Linked DNA regions of Homo sapiens: region 2 is linked to region 1. Evidence: read pairs that join two places in POLR2A ChIA-PET (ENCODE). Cell type or tissue: Panc1. All regions are shown on one strand.

Region 1 (4,000 bases):
GGCTGAGGCAGGAGAATCGTTTGAACCCGGGAGGTGGAGGTTGCGGTGAGCCGAGATGGCGCCATTGCACTACAGCCTGGGCAACAGGAGCGAAACTCCGTCTCAAAAAAAAAAAAAAAAGATAGTGCCTTCCATCATCATTATCATCAAAATTATCTTCCTTATCATCATGCCAGTGATGCATTTATTAAGAACACCAAAGTGAAACACGGCAACAAAAGAGTAAATGCAAAAATGAGTGGCAGCACCAATTATTTTTTATTTAGGTATTTGCATATTTGCTATATGCTGGACACTGTGTTAAACACTTGGGATATGGTAAATTCTGAAAACACAAGTATCACGTTTGATTTGTCAAGGAACTGGTCAACTCTTATCCTCATGTTGAACCTTATTCAATAGTTTTCTGGACTCTTCATTATTCAAACCTTTATCTATTCAAGGTCCTTGTCTGTTTTGCTCCTCTTCAGTTGCTAATGGTGACCCAACCCTGGCTCTGGGAATTTTCTCCATACTGGTTCAGCAAGTCAGGGCAGGTTCTGCCCCAAGGGCTTCTGGGACCACAGTCCTCTAACTTAGCCACCCCACCAAGTTTCTAACCATACACCTTTGCTGAAATCAGTCATTCAGACCAAGTCAGCAACCCGGAGGTAGGGCTGAGAAGCAGCTGAAGCTTTCCTGAGGCAAAAATGGCAGATGAATAGCAGGGGCAAAATCCACTGGGTTAGGCATGTACAGAACACTCCTGCATGGAGAACACTTTGTTAGGCATGGGAGAAACAAAAAGAAAGTGAAGTTCTCTTAGACTTGTTCTCAGAGAGCTTGCAATCTTGTTAAAGAGTTGAGTCCAGAAGTAGCTGAAATCGTAGTGAATGGTGAGAAATTATCTAACAAACTGCACAGTACACTAATGGGTGCTGAAAGAGGAATGGGCAAAATCATCTAAAGGTCACTATGCTCTCAACAAGGAATTGTGGCCTTCTTAGGAGCGGTTTCATAAGAAAATTTTTTTTTAAGATGGAGTCTCGCTCTGTTGCACAGGCTGGAGTGCAATGGCATGATCTCGGCTCACTGCAGCCTCCGCCTCCTGGGTTCAAGCAATTCTCCTGCCTCAGCCTCCCGAGTAGCTGGGATTACAGGCACGCGCCACCACGCATGGCTAATTTTTGTATTTTTAGTAGAAACGGGGTTTCACCATGTTGGCCAGGCTTGTCTCAAACTCCTGACCTCAGGTGATCTGCCTGCCTTGGCCTCCCAAAGTGCTAGGATTACAGACGTGAGCCACTGCGCCTGACCTCATAAAGAAATTTAAGCTGCTTCTAGCCCTGCAGCTATTTACAGTCCAGTTGGGGAGGCAAGAGATTTCTGAGGCGAATTTTACAATACAATATATGCCGGGCCTGGTGGCTCACATCTGTAATCCCAGCACTTTGGGAGGCTGAGGTGGGTGGATCACCTGAGATCAGCCTGGCCAACATGGTGAAACCCCATCTCTACTAAAAATACAAAAATTAGCTGGCGTGATGGCGGGCACCTGTAATCCCAGCTACTTGAGAGGCTAAGACAGGAGAATCGCTTGAACCCGGGAGGCGGATGTTGCAGTGAGCTGAGATTGCGCCATTGCACTCCAGCCTGGGTGACAGAGTAAGACTCTGTCTGAAAAAACAAGACAAAACAATGTAAGGCAGTGTTATGTTTGATTACATGTGGAAAGAGTGAAAAAGACAAGAACAAGGAGAATTTAGGAAGAAGGGAGAGATTACTGAACGCCTGGCAATGGAGTTTGGAGGACAATTTTGAGCAGAATTCAAATAGCAAAGTTCAGGTAGGTGTATTAACGAATTAGGCCAAATATGCTTGGGTCAGAGCCTGGCTGAAGTGGGAGAAAGATACTTTATTACTGGATCATGTAAGAACCAGGGTCAGAAAGCTATGAAGATGGCAGTGTGTTGGGAAACCTTTAGTGCCAGATTGATAGCTTTGACTCATATACTTGTGAACAGTTGTTAAAAAAAACTTCTGAGCTGGGTAATGACATCATAAAAGAAGGAGACCAGAAAACAGAGACTGGAGGCAGAGAAACCAGTTAGGAGACCACTTCAAGCATTTTGAGATAAGGTCCTGTCGTGAGAGTGGGAAGGGAAGCATGGATTTTGGGGGACACTAGAAGAAAGAATCAATAGCATTTGCCGCTGATTGGATGTGAACAGAGGGAAGAGAAAGGGATGACTCAGGAGAAGCTTCAGTAGGAAGTGTGTTGTGGGGAGGATTTAGAAGCAGGCATGGACTTTGTTGGAAAGTGTTTGCAAATGGAAAGATTTACATATCTATCAGCAGGAGTGTGCTCTCAACTGATTATCTTATAAAAGCTGTGGAGTTTCTTTATGAGATAGTCAGACAAAAAGTATCACACGATTTAAAATGGCAATACCAGGGAGCAACTCCTGGCTCACACAGGATGCAGTCTGGAGAATGCACTCTGCTCTAGAGTTACAACCCTGGGCTGAATCTCAGGGTTTTTTGTTTTTTTTTAACATGGTTTCATTGTATATATTTGGACAAAATACTTTCTAACTCATCGATCCAGTTTCCTTATCTTTAGGTCTCCATGAAACAAAACAGCCATATTTGTTGAGTGCTTTATTATGTTAAGCAGGCTTTGTGTTAAGAGCTTTATTTGGCCGGGCGAGGTGGCTCACGCCTGTAATCCCAGCACTTTGGGAGGTGGAGGCGGGTGGATCACAAGGTCAGGAGTTCAAGACCAGCCTGGCCCAAATGGTGAAACCCCGTCTCTACTAAATATACAAAAATTAGCCAGGTGTGGTGGTGGGTGCCTGTAATCCCAGCTACTCAGGAGGCTGAGGCAGGAGAATCGCTTGAACCCGGGAGGTGGAGGTTGTGGTGAGCTGATATTGTGCCACTGCACTCCAGCCTAGGTGACAGAGTAAGACTCCGTCTCAAAAAAAAAAAAAAAAACTTTATTTGTGGCCGGGCATGGTGGCTCAAGCCTATAATCCTAGCACTTTGGGAGGCCAAGGTGGGCGGATCACTTGAGACCAGGAGTTCAAGATCAGCCTGGCCAACATGATGAAATCCTGCCTCTACTAAAAAAATACAAAAATTAGCCAGGCGTGGTGGTGCACGTCTGTAGTCCCAACTACTCGGGAGGCTGAGGCACAAGAATCACTTGAACCTGGGAGGTGAAGGGTGCAGTGAGCTGAGATCAAGCCATTGCACTCTAGCCTGGGCAACAAAGTGAAACCCTGTCTGAGAAAAAAAAAAAGACTTTATTTGCAACTTTTTATTCTTAGAATGCACATTCTACATTTAAAAAACATTTCAATATTTTGTGGCTTAAAGCAATATCCATTTTATTTGCTCACAATTCTGCAATCTGGGCTGGGCTTGGCTGTGCAGCTCTGCTGGTCTTACTGGTGGTCACTGATGTGTTTGCAGTCAGCCGGTGGGGTTGGCTGAGGCTGGGCTCAGCTCAGGTGCTGGGCAGCTGGACTTTTCCCTCTCTCCAAGTATCTCAGGGCCTTTCCTTCTCCATGTGGTTTATCCAACAGGGTAACTGGACTTCTTACTTAGTGGCTCAGGTCTCCTAAAAGTACAAAGTGGAAGCTTCCATACCTTCCTAGGGGATGGGATGGGAAAGGCAGGGAAGTGGCACAACTTCACTGCCACATTTTCCTGGTTAAGGCAAATCACTGGCCCAGTCCAGATTAAGTGGAAGGGGCTACGTAAAGGTATAAATAACATGAGGCTGGGCCATTGAAAGGCAGCAACGCAGCAGAGAGACTACCACAATATTATTTCCAATTTGTAAATGAGTAAACTGTGACTTAGGAATGCTAAGCTACTTGCATAATGTAGCAGATAGAGCCAGCTTCAAATATTGTGTTCTAAATCAAATATCAACAAATAAAATGTGTATGTGTTTTCACCTAGAATCCTGTGGGGTGGGTACTGTTATTGTCCCTAATTTACAAAGGAGGAA
Region 2 (4,000 bases), 580 kb after region 1:
TTTTCTTTTCATTTCTGTTGGACTTGCGATTTGAGCACTTAATTTGAGTCATTTAATCTTTTAATCTTTAAACGTGTTAAGTATTGCGTTGCCTTTAGCCACCACGTTTTGTTATGTAGTAGCATTCTTTATTTTTAACTCTGGTGTTTTCTTATTCTTATTTCATTTTTATTTTTTGTTTTTTTTTTTTTAGTGTGTTTTCAATAAGCATATGGTTAAGTTTATTTTTTGACCCATCAAAGGCTTTATTTTATAATGTGGTTTATTTCTTTTTCTATTTTAAAATACAGTTATGTGTTGCTTAACAATGAAGATACTTTCTGAGAAAAGTGTTAGGTGATTTCTTTGTGGAAACAGAGTGAACAAGATGTTACTTTACTGAATACTGTGGGCAATTGTAACACATTTGTGTATTTAAGCATATATAACATGAAAAAAGTACAGTAAAAATATTGTATAAAATATGAAAAATGGTACACTTCTATAGGGCAGCCCCATTATAATCTTGTGGAACAACTGTTGCATAATGCATGTGGTCTGTCATTGCTGAAATGTTGTTATGCGGGGTATGACTATACTGTTATGATTAATTCTCATTCCTTTTGTTATTCTTGTCTTTGTCTTTTTGTTTTTTTATATGTCCTGTTTTTTCTTGCTGCTGGGACCATGTTTTTGTTTTTATAGTCTCCAATATTTTGGCTCATATATATTTTATTTAAAATTCTAGTAATTACTTATTTGTAACGACAGTTAACTAATTGTAATTAATGATAGCTTATTATGATAAATTACAATTATGTAATACCTTGAGATGAAATGCTCAAAAATTGTTAGTTTTGTGCCCTGCTTTTTTATTTTGGTTATGTATTTTCTAGGATTTGCATAATCCGGTTTAAAAAAGATCATCCTGTAGGCAGTGGCAGAGGGGTGGCGACTGGGAGAGAACATAGCTCTGCCTCATAGATAATATCTCTAAAAGTCTAGAGATGAATATCTGTCTAATACTCTGTTTAGTTCTGGCTGTAATCTCTTGAGTCAGTAGACATGCTGGGAGAGGTTTGAAGCAGCTTTCTTGTATATTTTCAAGGAATTTTTTAAAATTGAGATACATTTATTATAAAATTTACCATTTTAAAGTGTACAGTTGAGTAGTTTTTAGAATACTCACAAGGTTGTGCAACCATCCCTACAATCTAGTTCCAAAACATTTTCATTACTCCAAAAAGAAACCTCATTCCCATTTGTAGTCACTCCCATTATCTCTACCCCTCAGTCCCTGGCAACCATGAATCAGTCTTCTTCCTGTGTATATGGATTTACCTCCTCTTGACATTTCACGTAAATGAAATGATACAATATGTGGCATTTGGGTCTGGCCTCCAATACTCATTTTTATGTTAAATAGATTTTTTTTTTTAGTGTACTATTTTAATTCCCTTGTTTCTTTTACTATATATTTTGAGTTACTTATGATTGCTTTAGGGATTACAATTAACAACTTAATTTATAAGAACCTAGTTTGGATTAGTGCCAACTTAACAGTATATAAAAAACTTTGTGGCTGGGCATGGGGCATGGTGGCTCACGCCTGTAATCCCAGCGCTTTGGGAGGCCAAGGTGAGTGGATCACGAGGTTAGGAGATTGAGACCATCCTGGCCAACATGGTGAAACCCCATCTCTACTAAAAATACAAAAATTAGCTGGGCATGGTGGCACCTGCCTGTAGTCCCAGCTACTTGGGAGGCTGAGGCAGGAGAATCGCATGAACTAGGGAGTCAGAGGTTGCAGTGAGCCGAGATTGTGCGACTGTACTCCAGCCTGGTGACAGCAAGACTCTGTCTCAAAAAAACAACAACAAAGAAAACCCCAAAAAAACCTTTGCTCACAGCTCCATCCTATTGCCTTCCTTTGTGCTGTTATCCAAGTTATATCTTTATATATGTAGTATACCTATCAACAAAGATTTATAATTATATACTTTTTAATGAGATAGGACAAAAATTACAAAAAATTATACTTAAAAATTTTTATTTTTTTAAATAATTTTTTTTTTTTTTTTTTTTTTTTTTTTTTTTTTTTTTTAGAAACTGTCGTTACCCTTTTGCCCAGGCTGGTCTCAAACTTCTTTTGACAGTTTGATTATGATGTGACCAGGTGTGGATCTCTTTGAGTTTATTTTAGTTGGAGTTGTTGAGCTTCTTATATGTGTAGAGTAGTGGTTTCCATCGAATTGGGAAGGTTTTGGCTGTTATTTCTTTAAATATTTTTTCTGCCCCTTTCTCTTTTCTCCTTATGGTACTCTTATGTATGTGTGTTGGTATGCTTGATATTACAAGTTTCTGAGGCTCTGTTGTGTGTCATTTTTTTGTTCCTTAGATTGTATAATCTCAATTGACCTATCTTCAGCTTCGCTGATTTTTCTTATGCCTGCTCAAATTTGCTGTTGAGTCTCTCTGGTGAATTTTTTCTTCAGTTATTGTACCTTTTGACTCTAGAATTGCTGTTTGGTGAGACATCGTCTCCATGCTTTTAGACATGCGTTTTCATGTCGAAAGAAATGATTTGCTTTAGGTCTTTGAACTTATTTTTTTTTTTTTTTGAGACGGAGTCTTGCTTTGTCGCCCAGGCTGGAGTGCAGTGGCACGATCTCGGCTCACTGCAAGCTCTGCCTCCCAGGTTCACATCATTCTCCTGTGTCAGCTTCCCGAGTAACTGGGACTACAGGCACCCGCCACCTCGCCCGGCTAATTTTTTGTATTTTTAGTAGAGACGGGGTTTCACTGTGTTAGCCAGGATGGTCTCGATCTCCTGACCTCGTGATCCGCCCACCTCGGCCTCCCAAAGTGCTGGGATTACAGGCGTGAGCCACTGTGCCCGGCCAGGTCTTTGAACTTTTTAATTTTTTAGAGATAGGTTCTTGCTCTATTACCCAGGCTGGAGTGCAGTGGCGTGATCATAGCTCACTGTAACCTTGAACTCCTGCATTCAAGCAGTCCTCCCACCTCAGACTCCTGAATAGCTGGGACTACAGGCATGTACCACCATACCTGGCTAATTTTTCTATTTTTATTTTGTAGAAATGGGGTCTTGCTATGTTTCCCAGGCTGGTCTCAAATTCCTGGCCTCAAGAGATCCTCACACTTCAGCCTCCTAAAGTGCTGGGATTACAAGTGTGAGCCACCATGCCCAGCCCCTTTGAACATATTTAAAATAACTGACTTAAATTCTTTTTCTACTATGTCAAACATCTATACTTTCTTGGGGACAGTTGACATTGATTGCTTTTTTTCCCTGTGTATAGACCATACTTTCTTATTTTTTTTGCATGTCTTGTACTTTTTTTCTTGAAAAATTGACATTTTAAATAATGTGGCAGCTCTGGAAATCAGGGTGGTTTGTTGTTGCTGAGTTTTGTAATTAGTGTGTGTTTGTTAGGCTTCTAGGGTGGTTTGTTGCTGAGTTTTGTAATTAGTGTGTGTTTGTTAGTGACTTTCCTGAATTAATTCTGTGATGTCTATCCTTTATCGTGTGTGGTCACTGAAGTCTGTACTTGGTTAGCTTAGCGGTCAGCTGATGATTGTGCTGGAACTAATAAATCGTACATTCTTTGCTGAGAACTTCTGTATGTTAGGGCATTCCTTCAACACTCTAAGGCCCCTGACAACTCTGCTTTAGCTTTCACTTCTGGCTTGTTTAAATGCTCAAGTTCAGGCAAAGGTGAGCGTTTAGGGCCTTCTCAGGTCTTTCTTGAGAATGTGCACAGCCCTGGTCATGCATACCAGCCCTGTGCTTGCTTACGGCCTTCTAGATATCCAGAAATACACTGGAGCTTTTCAAAGCCCTCACAGACATCTCATTCCCTAGCTCTTCTTTATAAGCCTTTTTGTTTTTTTGCTTCAGCTGTTATCCACTGCCTCAGGTAGCCATGAAGTTAAAACACTTTCCTGTAAAATTGTTTTGACAAACATCCGCCCAAGGGAGGTTTTTTTGTACTTGGTG

Evidence for each region. Peaks named below come from ENCODE experiments on the same cell type or tissue, not always from the same donor. Only the 100,000 strongest peaks of a DNase experiment are listed, where the experiment ranks them.
Region 2: POLR2A ChIA-PET joins it to region 1 with 5 read pairs; 2 of 35 experiments call an interaction of 5 or more read pairs at or near these places.

The regions. Positions count from the first base shown.
Region 1 is chr3:149,660,710-149,664,709 of GRCh38, reverse strand. WWTR1-AS1 (WWTR1 antisense RNA 1) reads right to left here. Exons shown (of 3, transcript NR_040250.1): 3 at 3,346-3,604. It also overlaps a transcript of WWTR1 not described here. Among named protein-coding and RNA genes, the nearest start is that of WWTR1-AS1, 4.5 kb to the right of the region's middle. In Panc1, no CTCF peak of the experiment used is centred here; no DNase peak of the experiment used is centred here; H3K27ac peaks cover 1,371 bases.
Region 2 is chr3:149,077,457-149,081,456 of GRCh38, reverse strand. The region is part of intron 2 of HLTF (helicase like transcription factor); the gene reads left to right. Among named protein-coding and RNA genes, the nearest start is that of HLTF-AS1, 6.9 kb to the left of the region's middle. In Panc1, no CTCF peak of the experiment used is centred here; no DNase peak of the experiment used is centred here; H3K27ac peaks cover 334 bases.